Regions from separate parts of the Homo sapiens genome. Here regions 2 and 3 are each linked to region 1. The links are chromatin loops, found by intact Hi-C in ENCODE. Cell type or tissue: endothelial cell of umbilical vein. All regions are shown on one strand. Links, peaks and the distances in the headings refer to the core of each region. The heading gives the core; the rest is flanking DNA.

Evidence for each region. A loop is a pair of places that touch in the nucleus more often than their neighbours do. Peaks named below come from ENCODE experiments on the same cell type or tissue, not always from the same donor. Only the 100,000 strongest peaks of a DNase experiment are listed, where the experiment ranks them.
Region 2: a loop joins it to region 1, with 12 times the contacts of the local background. A loop is called at or near these places in 67 of 110 quality-filtered maps.
Region 3: a loop joins it to region 1, with 11 times the contacts of the local background. A loop is called at or near these places in 46 of 110 quality-filtered maps.

What each region holds. Positions count from the first base shown.
Region 1 is chr5:16,931,118-16,937,480 of GRCh38, forward strand. MYO10 (myosin X) reads right to left here and starts at 5,171. Exons shown (of 41, transcript NM_012334.3): 1 at 4,671-5,171. The coding sequence starts at 4,691. In endothelial cell of umbilical vein, for the core only: a CTCF peak has its summit at 3,123 (motif pointing right); DNase peaks (open chromatin) are centred at 3,124, 3,894, 4,934, 5,474 and 1 weaker place; H3K4me3 peaks cover 4,347 bases; H3K27ac peaks cover 3,102 bases.
Region 2 is chr5:17,185,662-17,192,024 of GRCh38, forward strand. The region is part of intron 1 of BASP1-AS1 (BASP1 antisense RNA 1); the gene reads right to left. Among named protein-coding and RNA genes, the nearest start is that of BASP1-AS1, 29 kb to the right of the region's middle. RefSeq lists a silencer at 4,619-4,913. In endothelial cell of umbilical vein, for the core only: CTCF peaks have their summits at 3,948 (motif pointing left), 4,149 and 5,002 (motif pointing left); DNase peaks (open chromatin) are centred at 3,130, 3,940, 4,840 and 5,560; H3K27ac peaks cover 301 bases.
Region 3 is chr5:16,788,234-16,794,596 of GRCh38, forward strand. All of the region lies in intron 4 of MYO10 (myosin X), which reads right to left. Among named protein-coding and RNA genes, the nearest start is that of MYO10, 140 kb to the right of the region's middle. RefSeq lists an enhancer at 5,993-6,363. In endothelial cell of umbilical vein, for the core only: a CTCF peak has its summit at 2,994 (motif pointing right); DNase peaks (open chromatin) are centred at 2,998 and 3,338.

The DNA.
Region 1 (6,363 bases), core at 913-5,912:
AAAATTAGCTGGGTGTGGTGGTGCATGTTTGTAATCCCAGCTACTCGGGAGGCTGAGGCAGGAGAATCGCTTGAACCCGGGAGGCGGAGGTTGTGGTGAGCCGAGATCGCACCATTGCTCTCCAGCCTGGGCAACAAGAGCAAAATTCCATCTCAAAACAATAATAATAATAATAGTAATAATAATAAGATACTCCATGTCCTACCAATCACAACAGCAGGAGAGCACATTCAAGGTTTACATCCTCAAATGTGAGCCCACTTAAAGCCAGCTGAACTGGAAAAGCAAACACTCTGCTCTCTCCCTCCACCACTCTGGTTAAACAGTGAGGGACCTGCCCATGCCAGCTTGTTCCTGGTTTGTGCTTGATTTTGCAGGAACAGCCGGCCACATGATATGGAGTGAGGAAGCAGTCCTACCCTGCCCGCCCCAGCCAGACAGCTTATTGCTCCTGCTGCAACAACTGTCCCACTGCAGCTGCTCCCCCTGGCTTTGCTGTCCCCAACATAGCAGGGGGAAAAAAAAAATGAGTACTTGACAATAGAAATGTTTTCAAACTACAGAGAAGAGGCAACACGCTATATCTCCATTGTGAGAAAAGGGAAAGGGACCCAGCTAATCTCCTGATATGATTTTATAGTCATCAAAGGGGTTGCCTTCAGGAATTGGTGATACAAGAAGTCCTCAGCAGTTCCCCTTTACACATGGAGACATATCGAGGGTGAGGAGAGAAAGCTGCCAAAAATAACAATGTCCACATTTTTCTCTAACAAGAAAAGATGTCAATAGATCACAAACAAAAAAAATATACAACCAAATGGGGAGAAAATTGGCTTGGGAACTCTACTCACTTAAAAAGCTATTTGAACAACTCCAGATAACCAACCACAACCACAGTCCCTTGTCAAGTTAAGTAGAAGAGGTTGGTGTTTCCACTTAACGTCTTTAGAATGAAGTCTGCTCTAATCCAGAGTGAACCAGACTGGAAGAAACAGGTATGTCTGGAATATTTTCCACTAACAATTTATCCCTTAAACATTAATACCTGCTTTCTGTATTTGTATTTGTGAGTATCTTACTTGTGTACATTTTACATATTTATTCTGAAAATCAAGGTGTTTGATTAGTCTCACTAATAATCCTCCGAGATCTTGTATTTGAACAGACACATCACACCTCTGCCTAACAGGGAAACAGAAAGGTCAATTTCATTTGGTACTTACTGGCCCCTACTATATTCCAGGCACTGTACTTGGCCCTGAAGACATGAAAACAGTGTCCACTTCAGCACATCAACACAAGTTTGCACAGTAGCCTTGCCCCTTTCCTGGTTGAGCCTTTTCTGTTTGCTTTTTTTATTATTATTGCTTCTGGTTACAGACACATCTAAACTTAGTTTCTGGCTGAAGTAAACTTAACAACTTACTTAGAAATGCTGAAAAAACAAGCTTCCCCAAAGCATACACACAATTAACTCGAGGGGAGCCATAAAATTCTAATGAAGGCCATGAAGAAACTGAAACTGAGGAATGTGGCATGCTCAGTTTCTCTAATCCTGGAGAACATTTTGAAGTCAGCAGCTGTCAGCTGACTGGCACAAGCTTTGCAAGCTTCCCCCTGGCGCGCAGTAAGACACTATCTATCTAATTAATCAATCAATCTAGCAGGCAGTAAGAGTCTATCTATTTTGTGACACAGGGTCTGTTGCTCTGGAGCGCAGCGGTGCAATCATGGTTCACTGCAGCCTGGACCTCCTGGGCTCACCTCAGCCTCCAGAATGGCTGGAACTACAGGTGCATACCACCACACTCAGCTAAGTTTTGTAGAGATGAGGTTTCACCATGTTGCCCCGGCTGGTCTTGAACTCCTGGGCTCAAGCAGTCCTCCCACCTCAGCCTCCCAAAGTGCTGGGATTACAGGCTTGAGCCACCGCACCCGGCCAAATCCTATTTAAAACAGGGAAGCGCAGACAAGGCTGTGCCTGCAACACAAATAGGAATTAATACCGCCAAACAACTGCTTCACAGGTCTAGCTCAGTGGATCTCAACTGGGAGTGATTTTGCTCCCCTGTCATTCAGCAATGTCTGCAGACCTTTCGGGTTGTCACAACTTGGGGGATAGGGTTAACAATTACTGAGTAGAGTCCAGGGATGCGTTTAACCTCCTACAACACACAGGACGGCCTCCAACAACAAAGAATTACTCAGCAATGGTACCAGGTTTGAGAAACCCTGGTCTAGCTAGAAATAGCAGTTGCGAATCACAAGCAGCTCCCATTTCCTTATTATTTGGCCATTCATACACAAAGCTAAACAGGCAACATCTCATTCAGTAATTTTTCCCCAATTGTTAGCACTGGCTTTAAACTGTTGTCCAACAAGCAACAAGTCATTTACCCCTAAGCCACAATGGGAAAAGTTAGCAAAGACAGAATTCTACTTAGTGATAAGGAGGCCAAACAATTTAGCTGTCCTTGGGGAATATATCACTTCCACACTCGCTGTTTCTATTCTAACAGGACATTAATTACAGCATTTTCTTCACTGGACAATTTAACAAAAGGATGCTCCATTACAAGACATGAGAGAGAGAAAGGGGAGCTGGGATCTATGTTAAGAGTATGTCTACAATTAATACCTCACTATTTAACCTCTCTGACTGGCCCTGCTTCCTTCCCACTCAAAGTGATTAGATTTAAGGGTGGAACTTTCACGGCTGATTAGAAGTTAATATTGTAATACACATACATCACAAGATTAAAAGTATAACCTTAAAATAAGCGAAAAGTTCCCAGAAATACCAAAGTCACCAGCAGCAAAGGAAAAAGGCTCTGGATTCGTGAACAAGCTCTTCAAAGCTGGGCAAGGGACTTACTCATATCTTTGGGTTAAGATTCTGTCTACAAAATGAAGAGGAGAAAGTAGAAGATCACTAATGGCCAACTGCAAAATAATATTGATCACAGAAATAAAATCCAACAACCAGGCCCCTTACACTGAACTAAGGTATCCAGTGCAAGATGAAAAGAGTACTTTGAAAAGTCAAAGTCTCACCGGGTAACAGGAGATCAGGACGCTGTAGCGCGTTATCCTGATGTTCCCCCCACTTGCACTAGGGGGCAGAGTTCTCCCCAAGGGGGAGCCACGGACCCCTGTGGTGCTCAGACAGGCTACAGGAGGAGTGAGATCCGTGCAAACTGAATACAAATTTCTATATTTTCATCAGATTTTCTAAGGGACCCAGAACACAAAAACAACAAAGTTAAGAATCATTGCCCTAGGGGCAGGGCCTCCGTTTTCTTACAGATGCAAGCAATTAAACACCGGAACTCACTGTAGCCCGAGGGTCCTTTACCACTGGACAACGTGCAACTCTTGCAGAAAGTTCTGGTGCCTTTCGACAAGCATGAAAACAAAAGTCTATGGACTAGAAAATGCGAGCGTCTCACAATTATATATATTTCACTTTTTTTAAGAAAAGGAAAAATATGTATTGATGGATAATTCCTTTCTAGTCTTCCTTCCACAATGAATGTGGGTATCACATCTGAAACACCACTTTTAAAAACTAGATATGACTACTAAACAAGAATGCATTTATCACTTTGGCCAGTATGAATAGCTGTCTGAGAATACAGTCAGTGAGCATGCAGAAAGCAGAATGACTTGAAATATTATATCCAATTAAATCAGATAAACCAAGTCGGCTAACACAGAGGCAAGCCCTCATCAATCTGATTTGCTGGAAGACTCCAAAGCGGTTCTGCACTCAGAAAACATTCCCTGGCTTTCAACGAAAATCACATCAGACTCTCTCAAGTCAACTAAGTTTACTTTGAGCCACTTCAAACCTCAAACTTAAACAGAATTTATTAAATAAACACAACCAAGAAAGGAAAGGGAGCCAAGAAACCACAGTAAGTCTCGATCCCAAAGGGGGAAAAAGGGTTCTCAAGTTAAGTTTCAGTGTCCCACCCTCAACGACCCTAAAGAGGGCATCCGTTTCATCTATTAAAATAGCCACTGTTTGCCCTAAACGAATTTTCTTTACATTCGAATTCAAAATCTGCATGGACACTCTACACAAATACATGATCATTTGATCCCAGGGTCTGGAGTTATCCCAAGCCTTAAAAGAGCACTTCTCGGCGAGCAAAGTAACCGATTAAACCCTTGCCTCTCCTTCTCACACTTCATTAAGCCGTCTCCTCTGGAAGTGTTTGAACCCCTGCACAGGAAGCCCGCACGTTTTGCAAAGGAAATACCAGACAAGACCTTTCTTGGAGAAAGGCAGGTCCCCGCTGAACATTTTATTGGGCTTCCTGCACCCGGGCAGTCGAGCGGGCGGATCGCCCCGCCCGCGCCCCGGCGCGCGCCGCCTCACCTGGCGCGGGTGTCCCAGGGCGCCCCGAGAGCCAGCCACCCACGCAAACGGAAACGCACCTTCGCTACCTCCCGGAGCAAAATGCGAGCGCGGGACAGGACGAAACAAAACCTGCCCGGGCTTACTCATCAGAGACTCCGCGGGGGGATGGGGGGTGATTTCAGGAGACTCCCAGAAAGTTGCGCCTTCCAGGGCTTAGGAAAAAGTACCCAGGGCGCGCGGCGTGGTGGGCAGACGCCTCTCTCCCTGGGCTCCGGAGGCCAGGTCGGACTGGGAGCGCACTTACCTCGGTGAAGAAGTTATCCATTGTTCCAGCGCAGTCCCGGACTCGCCGAGTGCCGCTCCGACTCGCGGAAGTCAGCGCCGCCGCGGGTCCGGGGAAACCATGCGTGTCACGGCGCCACTCCCGAGGACGCGCGCCCGCGGGGCTCCCCTGCTGCCATCGCCCGGTCCCTTCTTGTCCTTCTCACCTTTTGTTCGCCCAAACCCAAGTCCCTAACTCGCCCGTCCCGACGGCAGCCTTTGTCTCTTCTTCCTCCAAGTTCCTCACTACTGGGCGCAGCGCTCGCAAGCGGAGAACAGCTGGTGGCACATTCTTCCCCCAGGCGGGGGAAGGCGGCGGGGTGCTGGCGAGCGCGGCCCCCTCCCTCTGCGCTCCGGCCGGGGGCCCTCGGGGCGGGCAGGAGGACAGCGGGCCGCAAAGTGAGCAGGAGCCGCGATCCCCGCGCGAGCGCTTGGAGGTGAGCAGTCCCGCGCCGCGGCTCAGCCAGCTCTCGCCCGCGGGACTACAGCCCAGCGACCTCGCCCCGCCCTCCCGCAGCCGGCCCCGCCCTCCCGCAGCCGGCCCCGCCCTCCCGCTCGCGGCCCCGCCCCCAGGAGCTTGGCCCTCCGCCAACCACACCGTCTGGCCCCGCCCGGGCGGAGCGCCCCGCCCCCTTCCCGACCAGGCCCCGCCCACTCTAAGCCCGAAGCAGCCGCAGGCTCGTTAGCGGACCCGGGAGGGGGCCGCGTGTTTCCCCAGGTCTTCCCACGTAGGCGTGGGGAGGGGATTTAACTCTTCCCTCTGCAGAGAGAGACTAAACAATCACTTAGAGGGGAGGAGAAGGGACTGGGGGCTTCTGTGCCTTTCATGTTTAGCAGACCCGGGAACCGGCTCAACACGGATCTCATTAATGCAGCCCGGTAGACTAGCAATCTCGGGAAGGAAGCGCGGTCAGCGGAGCTGCCGGGGCTGCGGGGCCAGATCAAAGCGGAAGACGGAGGCTAATCAGAATTTCTGGAAGCTGCATTCCCGTGTTGACTTTCTGTCCTGCAGTCGGGTTTGCTTAAGACGTTTGCGTAACAGCGGGGAAATGTAGTTTTGAAACTGGAAGGGGACGTGGCCAATATCACCTTTAAAAATGTAACCCTTTTCTAGACCTCAAGGAAGCAGAGATGGCAGATGGCACTGAGATGGACGAATGATCAAACCCACCTGGCACTGAGTCCCGTTTCCCCTAGGGCAGTTCTTTTAACTTTATGCTGTGCGAGGGTCACCTGGGAACCTTGTTAGAACGCAGGCTGGAACAATCTGCTTTCCAGGTGCCCCTCAGGTGCTACCTGGTCCTGTGCTGAACGAAAGCTTGTAACAAGTAGAGAAATTAAGAGTAAACGTTTGTAGCAATTTAATAATGCCACGACATCCAAGCACATGATCAGTGGACTCTTTGAACCGAGTATAAACCAGTTTGGGTGTTGTCAGACTCACGTGGTGAGTCACACCTGGCGCCGCAGTGTATTGGTACCTGGCCGACTGGGAACAAAAATGGCTGGTTCTTCAGCACAAAAGATTTGAGATGCTCTCTCCAGGGAATTTGCCAACTGCTACTCAACCTTTAAAACTCAGCTCACAAAGTCACACCTTCCAGGGGAAGGAACCCTTCCCAAAGATGCTACTCCACTCACCCCACCCAAGCTCCCCGTAACCACTGGGCTAGATG
Region 2 (6,363 bases), core at 870-5,869, 250 kb after region 1:
CATGTTTGAAACTTTCCATAATAAAAAAGGAAAAATGGATCAGTGGCCAAGAGAAATGATCCTCGCTTGAGTATTGGGCTGTTCTTAGCTTGAAAGAACCATTGCAGAAAACTCAACAGAAGCAGAAATTACATACAGTTCAAACTCATTTTCCTAGGAGGCTTTTTTTTTTTTTTAAGAAGTATTTTGCTGGAACCTAAAAACCACACTCCCAAACTGTTTCAACATGATCCCTGCTGGCAGGAGTCAGAGATGGCTGGTGTACAAGACGGTTGAGAAAGCCCATGACATACAGTTAGTGGCTGGTTGAGATAGTTTCCAAATATAAATAAACGGTTGGAGGACTAGAAAAATAGGCAGAAAGCAGTGATTCTGACATTAGTCACATGGCTGCCATACATGACCTACTTTACCTGAGAACCAAAAATATAGTTTTAGGTTCTTCCACGTTACAGTTCCTACATGTCTTGCTGCTTGTGGGGAACTCCTTGCCTGGCTTCTTCAAATAAGCAGAATGTACAACCATGCTTAGAGCAGGCTGCTCTCTATTTCAGATTTTCCAGGGGAAAAGAGGAATGTACATTAGGCAGATTATTTTACCTCCCTAGTCATGCCAGGGTAAGCTTCCTAGACCAACTAATTCTCCTTCAAGGTCTGGCAGCTCCCAGCTCCCAGCTGCCAGGGGGCCAGGCAGAGCTCCTTCCTCCTCCACTATCTGTGGCCCCAAAGATTCCCCTTCCACCAGGGCCGGCGACCAACTGACCACAGGCTGAGTGCTCCAGGCCCTGGCAGCTCAGAGGACGGGGAAACAGCAGCACACTTGCGGCCCCCTGGAGTCTGTCCCATCTGCCCTACCATCCTGTCATCTCCAAGGATCACCCAAGCTCTGGCCAGGCTGGTAATCTGTCTCCTTTGCATGCCCTTGCTCCCTGCTGCTCTGTGGGGCTTTCCCATGGACTCCTGACTCCTCTTTTACTCTCATGGCAACCCTTTCCATTGGGCTGTCTGGGATTCCTGTTCTTCAGTGGATACTTCCTTCTGTGTCCTCAGTCTCAGAGAATGCGCACCCTAGCTGAAGTTCTGCTCTCTCCAGAGTATCCCGGCTTCCCCCTTTTCACATTTCATCTACTGGGTTGGGGACCCATTTACGCCAATACTCCATGATCACTTGCAATCTATGACTCTTCCTCCTTTTGGAAAATACCCCTGCTCTGTAGAGTCCTTGATATTTAAGATGTGTGTGTGTGTATGTGTGTGTGTGCACGTGTGCGTGCACGTGTGCTCGTGTGTGTGCGCATATATAGCGTTAAGTGCTCCGGCTTCAATATCCAATGATGTGGGTTCTAATTTCGGTTTTGTACTCACTAGTCTGTGAGACTTTGGTCAAGTTACTTTTTTGAAGGCTTGTTAACTCTTCTATAAAATGTGGACGGCAGTACTTCTATAGCATGGGGTTGTTGTGAGGATTACATGAGAAGATCCATATGAAGTGTCTAGCACATTTCTGGTGTAACTCAGTCGACGTTAACTATGATCACATTTGGGCTGCTCACTTGCCTTTTCAAATCCCCCACCATTTGAAAAATGTCAGTGTTCTTTGGCACCACACAACCTGCTCCTGACAGTTCCCAGCTTCCTTAACTCTGGGGCATGCATTTCTACCACAGGCCTGCCCCACTTTCTGGCAACAACCTCCTAATCTATCTGCTCCTTCTCCCTGCCTGGGTCACCTCCTTCCTGTCTACCATGTCCTTGTCTCCCCGTAGCACTAGCCTAGGACCCTCCAACCTCAGCCAGATAGTCTACTTTCACTGAGACCTACACAGTTTGTGGTGTGTACCTGACTCATCTTGTGTGACTGTCATGTTTATTCTGTGGTTATATTTTTCATAATTCTTCCATTATAAGGATCCATATGGGGCTGAACCACTTCCTATACCCCACCCGCATTCCCACAAGCTGGATCGCATGTGAAGAATCTGATAATCTCTCTCTCATCTGGAGATTTGGTCTTAGTTCAGTAATGCCCCTGATCCAGGGAGTTAGTTGTCTAGGACACAGACTTGGCAGGGAGGTGAGGTGGCACTTTTCAGTGGCCATGACTCTGTAGCTGGGAAGCAAGGAAGCCACAGGGTGGTCTTGATCATGTGAACCAAGCCCGTGAGCTTGGAGGAGGGGTGGCACAGGGCCTGTGAGCGGTGGACACGCTCAGCCATGTTTCTGTGCTTCTGAGTTTTAGGCTTGTTAAATTTTCTTGATGTTCTTTGATTTCCCTTTCTCCTTTCTTTAGTAGCTTTGGAAATTCCAGTCTGTTTCACTTCTGCTGAAACACAGCAAGGATAAGGGAATTTTCCCTGGTGTGGCTCCATCTTTAAGATGACACTTAACTTTGGGAGGCAGAATGCCAGGGGCAGAGGGAGTCCGACCGAGGGCTCTCTATGGTGATCCCCCACCTGTGGCACACAGAGGATGCCCAAGTCAGCGAGCTGAGACCTTCCTGTCCCAGGGACGTGTAGAGCCAGGGAATTTGGGGGAGAAGATTTGGCTTGGCTTGTGCCTTATCTTTCCCATCATTCTGAGAGGTGAAGTGGCTCTTTCTCAGAATGGAATGGAGAGGAAGGAAGATTCTTGTGGTTACTGGAGAATTAGAACATGACAAGGTACTCGCTCCATTTTGTTTGAGATTTTATGAATTCTCAAAATATCAGAGGCATTTCTATCAAAAAAAAGAGAAAGGTCCCCAAAAGGCAACTCTTGAGTGACCACCATTTTGGAGGATTTATTCATTCTTGTCTTGTAGGTGGGTAATAAAGAATAAAATATAATTGTATAATACTTTAAAAAGACTATACAGGCAGTTGGGAGTCCGTCCACCAGGCTCTGCTCACTCGCTGAAAGGCAACGTGATTTACTATAAGATGCTTAACTTTGCTGTATATTTCCTGAGGTTTAAAATAAGATCTGTACTTATCTTTTCCTTTAAACTGACATGAATAAGGGAACATTTATGTCAAATAATTTGAGCAACTCAAAGGAGCAAAGTGCTTTAAAAATGCCAACTGGACTGTGAAGTTTTTAGGTATTTGAGGAGATCTACAAAATGGACTGGAAAAAATGGGCATGTCTCCAGAAATCACCAACAGCTGTGCGTTTAAAGATAACTAAAAATAATATTTCATATTGAGAAATTGGAATATCGGGGTTGAGTAGACCGGAAAATAGGGAAGAAAAGGAGAAGACACAGAAAAAAAAAGCCTTAAAACTTCGTGCTTCAGCAGTTGAACCTCTCTTGATTATCATTCCCAGAATTCCATTCTACTTTTTCCATTTTTTTTTTTTTTTTGAGATGGAGTTTTGCTCTGTTGTGCAGGCTGGAGTGCAGTGGCACGATCTTGGCTCACTGCCACCTCCGTCTCCTGGGTTCAAGTGATTCTCCTGTCTCAGGCTCTGAGTAGCTGGGATTACAGGCGCCCGCCACCACACCCAGCTAATTTCTGTATTTTTAGTAGAGACGGGGTTTTGCCATGTTGCCCAGGCTGGTCTCGAACTCCTGACCTCAGGTGATCCACCCACCTTGGCCTTCCAAAGTGCTGGGATTACAGGCGTGAACCTCCGTGCCCGGCCTACTTTTTCCAGATTTGGTCATGAGTTTCCTAGGGCTGCCATAATGAAGGACTACAAACTGGGTGACCTAAAACAAGAGATCTATTTTCTCCAATTCTGGAGAACAGGAGTCTGAAATCAAGGTGTGGGCAGGCCTGGTTTCTTCCGGAGCTCCTTCCATCTCTCCCAGCTGCTAACAGTCCTTGGTGTTCCTTGGCTAGTGGACGCATCACCCCCCTCTCTCCCTCTGTCGTCCCACCGCGTTCTGTCTCTGCATCTCAGTGTTCAAATCTCCTCTCCTTATAAAGACAGCAGTCACATTGGATGAGCGCCACCTAGTGGCCGAAGTTTAACTTGAGGACAACTGCAAAGACCCTCCTTCCAATAATGTCACATTGGCATGTAAAGAGGGGTTAGGACTTCAACATATTTTTTCGGAGAAGACATACAATTCAACCCAAAACACTGACCAAAACTTCACTTTCCCTGGGCGACCCCAGCATGGCAAGTTCTCTGCGTGAATAAGGCAGTGGTTGTTTAACAGGCGTGCCAGGAGGCTCAGGGAGCAGGAGCTACAGGGACCTGCATTGTATTCTAAGCGACATGAGGGCGCCTTGCTGTAGTTTCTTTCCTGGGTCTTATCATGCCTCTCCTAGCTCTCAGTTGCTCTTCAGCTTGCAATCCAAGACATGTATTTGTAGTTTAATGAACAAATCATATACTTAAAAAAATGGGTTAGTTTAATCTTAAAAAATCAAAGGCTTTAAAAAAGGGATCACAATGTATGTTTCTAGCCTCTTGCATTCACCTTTACCTTTCCTCCTCCATCTGCTACAGTCACAAGGAGAGCATCCACTTGACCTGTAGTCAGGGAGCACTGCTAAAGGTTGTATCTTCACTCAGCTGCAGTCAGCTTGTGACCGCAGATGCGTTATGAAATTAAATGTCCTCCTATTTTAAAGCTTCTACGAGTCATTAAAATTTTTTTGTTTATGGATATCATCAGGAGTGGTAGGGTGGGAGGAGGATAAGGGAAAGAGAAGAGGATGTTTTCAGCTGAGCAGAGGAAGCAAAGTTTGACATTTACAAGACCCGCATGTTATCTCTGGCCTGACCGTCTTGGTTCACATTCTTGTGTGGGTTCAAGTTTCCTGAGCACATGCATATTGACCTTAGTAAGAGGCCAACTCTGGATTGCCACGAGTCAGCTAACTCCTGCTGCCAGAAAATGGATTTTTTTTCTTCAGCAAGAAGTGCCTTGTGCAATTTTTCCTAATCAGGTCTGAAAAATAGTGACCTCTCATTTTGCAAAAACAGTTCACTATTGACAATATTAATAAAAACACGTGAGTTTACATAAATTAAGGGTTTTGGGTCTATTTCTGTGTGCTTTGACTGCAGTGCCTCCTAGTGGACACTTTTATGCTATACAAGTTTCTCATGGTTGATTAGTACTCACAGAAATGTTAAGAATGCATTTGAACAAACTCATTGTTTTCTACAGTAGGTTCCTCTTTTGTTTCTTGTTAGGTTTTAATTTTTCCCCAGCTAAGGTTCACTTCAATACATGACCAAATTGTGTCTATGTACAATCCTCTGATTGTTCAGAGGAAATTTTCTACACCCCCCTTTTCCTCATCTTAGGAGAGAATTTAAAGAGAATAAAATGCGCGCATGAGTAAGTTGCCATAAGAGCTTTTAAACTGTGGTTGGTAACATGATATATGTATCTGGAAAACTAGAATGCTAAAAATACCGCAATAATGAGGCTTTAAAACTAAGATGATTATGACTTAAACATTTAAAAGCAGGGTAGGAATATGAACTCATTCAGCAAGAGTTTGACATCTATTCCATTCTAGAGGGCTTGTGGCAAGTATGTGGGGAGGAATGGCCAATCCCCAGATAAAGGCCACCTGCTTGTTGCTTTCCTGCCTGTGACTTTATCCCCAGATGATTCAGAGAAGATAGGCTCTCCAGCCGCCCGCATGTTCCCTCTCACTGTGGATGTAATTGGGGTTCAGGTGAAAGTCCTCACCTCACTTCCTGGTGTTGTAGCTTCAGGAGTCTGCAGGGTGGCAAAGTCAAGTGATTCGAGCCAGGATTGTCTTACGTGGGGCCCAGCTTTGGAGGGTTCTGAAAGCTCCTTGAAAGTGACTGTAAAGCTATGACAGAGATTCCCAGACTTCGAGATTTTACAAAGAAGCCAAGGAATAAAGAAAGCTTTTAATGGGGGATTAAAGAAAGATGCCCAATTTAAAAAACAACAAACTTTTTTCCCTGTAATAGCGTTAAAAATAAACTACTAACGGGCTGGGTGCAGTGGCTCATGCCTGTAATCCTGGCACTTTGGGAGGCCGAGGCGGGTGGATCACCTGAGGTCAGTAGTTTGAGACTAGCCTGGCCAACATGCCAAAACCCCGCCTCTACTAAAAGTACAAAAATTAGCTGGGCGTGGTGGTGCACAGCTGTAATTCCAGCTATTCAGGAGGCTGAGGCAGGAGAATCGCTTGAACCCAGGAGGCAGAGGTTGCAATGAGCCGGGATTGCGCCACTGCACTCCAGCCTGGGCGATGGAGCAAGACTCCGTCTGAAAAAAAAAAAAAAAAGGAATAATGAAACAGCTACCATCAGCTACCATCACCTACCATCACTGGTTCATAAAAGAAAGAATGCTTTAACACAAAAGACAAGACATAATTTTAAAAGCAAGGACATTTCTTCCCAGGAGAAAATATTTTATGTAAAAGGTATAATGTG
Region 3 (6,363 bases), core at 617-5,616, 140 kb before region 1:
ACAGGATTGCTGAGGGGCCTGGCCAGGGGGTGGGCAGCAAGTGACAGGGAGGCATCAGGGATGACTCCTGGGGCCCCTGAGTGTTTGCTGGCGTGATGATTCAGGAATTGGTACCACCAGGTTTGTGCATTTGTCAAAACTCATCAAACTGGATGCTTATGACTGGCATACTTTACCGTGTGTAAGTTTACCTTAATTTGGTGGCGGCGGGGAAGAATCACTTCCAGATCTCAGGCTTGGGACAGGGTAGGATGGAGAGGCTACTGGCTGAGAATAGGAGGCACAAGAGGAGGGACAAGTTTCTGGGAGAAGATGATACTGACTTTAGAACATGCCACCCCTGAGACATCTCAGTGATGACACCTAAGGGGCACTGGGACTTAAGTCTGGGACTCAAATGAGAAGTTGAGGGTGTATAAACTTGGAGAGTCCTGCAGACTCAGAGAAGAAAACGCAGGTGGGTGAGAAGACAGCAGATGAAAAATGACTGAGAAGCTGAGGAGTGGCCGTGGAGAGCCAGGAAGAAATATAGGATGGGGCGCCATGGTGGGGGGCGTGGGGGCAGCTTGCTGAGACGAAGGAGTAGTTGAATGAGGCTGTGGAACCAAACGAGCATCTTTTGTATTTTTTTCCAAGATGGAACATACTAAAAGATTTTGAATAACGTCAACAATCCAGTTGAGAGAGAGGTCAAAGAATCCAGGGCAAGGAGGCTCAGAGATGCAGCAATGTCCTCGGGTGAGCAGAGAGGAGGGATCCATGACACACCTGAAGGAAAAGGAATCTGATACGAGCAGGGCCTTTGGTGCACAGGACACGCTAGCCTCCCAGCAGCACACATCAAGGCTGGCAGTTTTCTAGATCCAGCCCATGTGTCAGCAAACAATGGTCCTCAACTCTGACCTGCTGCCTGTTTTTATAAATAAAGTTTTATTGGAACACAGTGCAGGCTGTGCGTTGCATACTGAGTGCTTTCACACTACAAGGGCAGAGTTGATTAGTTGCAACAGAGGTGCTTTCGCCCACAAAGCCTAAAATATACACTCTTTGGCTCTTTACACAAAACTTTTTGCTGCCATCTATAACACTACTTAGAAATCAATTCCCTTGATCCACATGATTTTCTCAAAATATAAATCGGATCATTCCTTCAATTGTTAGATGAACTTGGGAAACTTCTCTACTGCCTAAAAGATTAACTCCAAAGGTCTTAGCAAGCCAAACAAAGCCCTTTTGTTTGGAAGCTGTACCAGAAAGTAGGATTCTGTTCTGGAAATACAGACTTCACTCATGCCTGTAATCTTAGCACTTTGGGAGGCTGAGGCAGGCAGATCATTTGAGGTCAGGAGTTGGAGACCAGCCTGACCAACATGGTGAAACCTCATATCGTAAAAATACGATAAAAAAAAGTTAGCCAGCCATGATGGTGCACGCCTGTAACCCCAGCTACCTGGGAGGCTGAAGCAGGAGAATTGCTTGAACTTGGGAGGAGGAGCCGAGATTGTGCCACCGCACTCCAGCATGGGCAACAGAGCAAGACTCTATCTCAAAAAACAAACAAAAAACAGAAATACAGACTTCACAGGCAGAGAGACTGAAGTTCAAATCCTATGTTTGTTGCCAATAGCTAAAGTTTCTTCAGCAAGCCAACCAAACAGTTCTGGGCCTCGGCTTCCCTACAGAAAATGCCTCTTGGGCCCCTCTGAGGAATACACAAGAATAAGTCTTCTCGATGAATTTCAGTTCCTTTTTCTTTGTGTTTCCCACTCCACCTCTTTCATCTGCTATATTACAAGAGCACGCCCCCATGCCTTATTCTGCTTGGTGCCTTTCTAATCGAGGATGCAAGTTTTGTTCCGCATTCCAACACTATCACCTCTAAATGTATTTCTAGAAATAGAAAAAGACCAAACACTCAATTACCAGTCCAGGACATGGTTAAGTAGAAATCACTCAAGTTTTGAAAAACCAAAACACACAAAGCAAGCAAAGATCCTGAACCAACAGTCATTCTGTATATTCATCCTTTGATTGGCAGCTGTTGAATGCTGGTCCTCTCCCAGACACTGTGCTGGGTACCAGGCTGCAAAGATGAATTAGCCACAGGCCTTGTCTGTATTATACACCTTAAGAAGTCATATGTACTGCAAAGACCACATGATATGGTTTGGCTGTGTCCCCACCCAGATCTCATCTTGAATTGTACTCCCATGGTTCCCGCCATGTTGTGGGAGGGACCTGGTGGGAGACGACTGAATCATGAGGGTGGTTTCCCCATGCTGTTCTCGCAGTAGTGAGTGGGTTTCATGAGATCTAATGGTTTTATCAGGGGTTTCTGCCTTTGCATCTTCTTCACTGTCTCTTTGCCTGCTTCCATCCATGTAAGACGTGACTTGCTTCTCCTTGCCTTCCACCATGATTGTGAGGCTTCCCCAGCCACGTGGACCTGTAACTCCAATTAAACCTCTTTCTTTTGTAAATTGCCCAGTCTCGAGCATATCTTTATCAACAGTGTGAAAACGGACTAATACACCATAATAAACTAAACCCTGTCTGGCCTATACGGTGTATGAAAAACTAGAGTCAATGTCAAATGTACTAGAGATCAACCAAAGTCAAACACTGACCTTATGAGATGGAAAATTCAAGTAAGTTTTAAATTTATATATATATATATATACACACACACACACACATATATTCAAAACTGTAATAGCATGAGCATTCATTTAAATGTACACAAAAATGGCAAAATTAAAACTAGACCTTAAGAGAGGCAACAACCTTGAAAATGAAATCAAAGGAAGAGGCTTGGACTAGAAGCCCAGGGACCTGGCATTGCCACCAAGTAGCAGAGGAGCCTATCCAATCGATGTTCACTTATAAAGCGAGAGAAAAATTGATCTATGAAGTCCTATATAATTCAAACAGGCTTATTTTCTCAAGCATGAGAATGTTTTTAAAGTAGTAAAACACATTTTAGCCAGCAGGGGGCAGATCATGCCCAAGGAAATCTAAACAGGGCTCCTACGTCCAGCAACTCCTATTTCTATATTCCATTTTCTCTTAATTCCCACAGCTTCAACCCCCACTTTAAAAAACTGCTGAAGAGAGCTATTAAAACTAAAACACATTTTAATGAGAAATCTATTCTTAAAGTCTCTGTTTCCTGAATTAATTTAGATAAATACAGTTACTCTGTTCACATCAGCATTGCATAATTGGAGCTTTCTGTTTGGGATCCACCCCCCTCTCCCCCTTATTTTTAAATACCATGAAAATGCCAACCTCCTTCCGTTTTAATACATACATACACACACACACACACATACACATATGCACAATGATCTCATTTGATGTTTCGCTTTCTTCTTTAGCGGCTCTGTCTAGCAAATGATATATTAGTCATGCTCTCATTTTTTCCACTGAATGTAATAAATACAAGCAATTATCAATGGCAATTATTTAAGGATCTAAGTGTGGACACCAACTTGATCTGTTAAAATAGATTGTTTTCTTCCCTTCTGTTAATCTTCTTAAATTATATTCTGTATGCTGAAATAATGATCTTTAAATTCTAACTCCAGAACTTTTATGAAGTCATTTAGAAGAGCCCACAAATAGTGGTTCTAGTCACAGATTAAATTGTTTTATTGGGTATGTGAATCTTAAAAGCTGTTTCTATATTAAGCAGCCGCTTCATTTCGATTAACTGCAAGCCGTTATGATCCCTATCTGTTTAACTGAATACACTGACAGTCCCTCTATCCAAGTTGTTTCTATGGCCCAACACATTATTAGTCCTGTTAGACTTTAGGTAACGAGAAGACAGTACCTCTGCCCATATGCTCCCCTCCTGTTAGACACACACATACATACACACACACACACACACACACAGAGAGAGAGAGAGAGAGAGAGAGAGAGAGAGGGAGAGACAGAGACAGACAGAGACAGAGACAGAATTCAGCTGTTCATATACATGTAATCCCCATTTGTTTAAAAAAAAAAGGAACTACAAAAAAGATAACGGGTAAAAACTGCCAGTGAGAAGAACACAACCCCTGCAAATGGCTTTCCGTGTGTGGCACCTGCAGATATCATCATAGAGCACCCAAATCAAAGGGCTGTCAGGGGTTTCAATGTGCCGATGCCTGGCAAGCTCTTGGCACAGAGTCCAACACGCAGAATCCTTCAGAAACCATGAGCCATTATTTCTTATCCATCCTCAATCAGCTCTCACATGGGATAATGCTAACATTCTCCATCCATTTCCCTGCCCCAGGGTTTCAGAGGGGCCTCCTCTGGCACCTCTGTCCTCCCCCAACCCCAGTCCCTCCCCACAGGAGCGGGGGGCGGGGGGCTGCTCTAAGTGCTCTGGGGTGAAAGGAGAAAGGCAGCACCTGCCTGCTTTTCTCCACCATCTGGGAATCAGTTTCCCACAGTCATCATGGCCACCAGTTACCTGGCTATACCCATGACCAGGTGGGTCTGTCTGTGTGATTCGGGGCTGCAGTGCTCACAGGCCCACTTGGCTGGGAGTCTTAGGCTGACATATGGCTCTCCATATGTCTCCTGTGGTCTTACTTCCACTGAATCGGAAATCCGGAGAGAGGGGTCTTTTTAGTGTCCCCCCCTCCCCCGACATCACCCGCCAAATCCAAACCACCCTTTCCTCTCCCTTTCCCATTCCTCCTGAAATAACATAATAACTATTCTGAGGAAATAATATAATTATTCTGAGGACGAGAGCCAAGTTGCCACAAGTTGGGACTAGAAAGCCATCTGAAGCAGATGTCGGAATCTTCGTTCACACTGGCAGCTTTACAAGACTGTGGCTCCTCAGTAACAACTATACCCCGTGAGTGAACTCCTGCGAGGAGAAATGAATGAAGAAATGCTTGGCGCCTCCACGGAAACCTCACTAGAAGAGACTGACATGCATCCCGTCTGCTCTGAGTATCACCCAGGGGTGTGAGGATCATCACTAGAGCACAGGTCCAATAGAAATAATTAACAAACTCCAACAGGATGTCAATAGCATACATGTGATGAGGTCAATTTGAATGTTAATAATAAAAATTAAGAAATTTTATTTATTTATTTATTGAGAAGGAGTCTCACTCTGTCACCCAGGCTGGAGTGCAGTGGTGTGATCTCAGCTCACTGCAACCTCCACCTCCGGGTTAAAGTGATCCTCCCATCTCAGCCTCGCAAGTAGCTGGAACTATAGGCATGAGCCACCGCGCCTGGCTGATTTTGCATTTTTAGTAGAAATGGGGTTTCATCATGTTGGCCAGGCTGGTCTCCAACTCCTGAACTCAAGTGAACCACCCTCCTTGGCCTCCTAAAGTGCTGGGAGTACAAGTGTGAGCCATTGTGCCCAGCCAATAAATATTTATTTTAAAAATACTCGCCGGGAGCGGTGGCTCACGCCTGTAATCCCAGCACTTTGGGATGCTGAGGCAGGCGGATCACCTGAGGTCGGGAGTTTAAGACCAGCCTGACCAACACAGAGAAACTCCGTCTCTACTAAAAATGCAAAATTAGCTGGGGTGGTGGCGACGCATGCCTGTAATCCCAGCTACTCGGGAGGCTGAGGCAGGAGAATCACTTGAACCCAGGAGGCGGAGGTTGCAGTGAGCTGAGATCGCACCATTGCACTCCAGCCTGGGCAACAAGAGCGAAACTCCAACTCAAAAAAAAAAAAAAGAAATTCTACTACTTTTTTAGACAGTTTCTAGTAATAAAGGAGCTGATATTGGGGCTCCTAATAGTTTCTTTGTAAAAGCGAGTACGACTCAGCTAAAATAGACATGCCAAGTGCCTTCTCACCCACTAAAAAAAAATATTGAAATAAACATGCCCTTAACATACACACAGTAAGCCCCTCTTCTGTGGCTAATTAACTTTAAGAGCACCCTATTATTAAAAATTCCTAAATTTGGGAGATTCTATCTAGAGTTATTTTATTGCAGTAGAGAAAAAAGAAACCTTGTTCACATACATAAGCCTTGTGAGTAGCACTGTAGGCTATATAAAACATTTAAATTTGAAAGAACTATGCAAGATTTCCTTAAACAGATAGAAGGACCATGCCTCATCATTGAAATAAATCAAAGAATAATTAAGGCAAATAAATGTTGCTTTAAAAAAAAAAAAAAAAAAAAGGAACAGAATGGAATAATTATTCTGAGGACAAGAGCCAAGCAACATGGTCCATCTGCTTTGCTAAGTAAGCTCCTTCTGAAAGCTGAAGTTACCATGCCATTCAAAACAGAAAACTCTGTCGGAGAAACTCAGGCGGTTGTAAAAGCTTCCTCTGGTTAATGCCCTAAGGAGGCTGGGGTTGGGGGTGCGCGG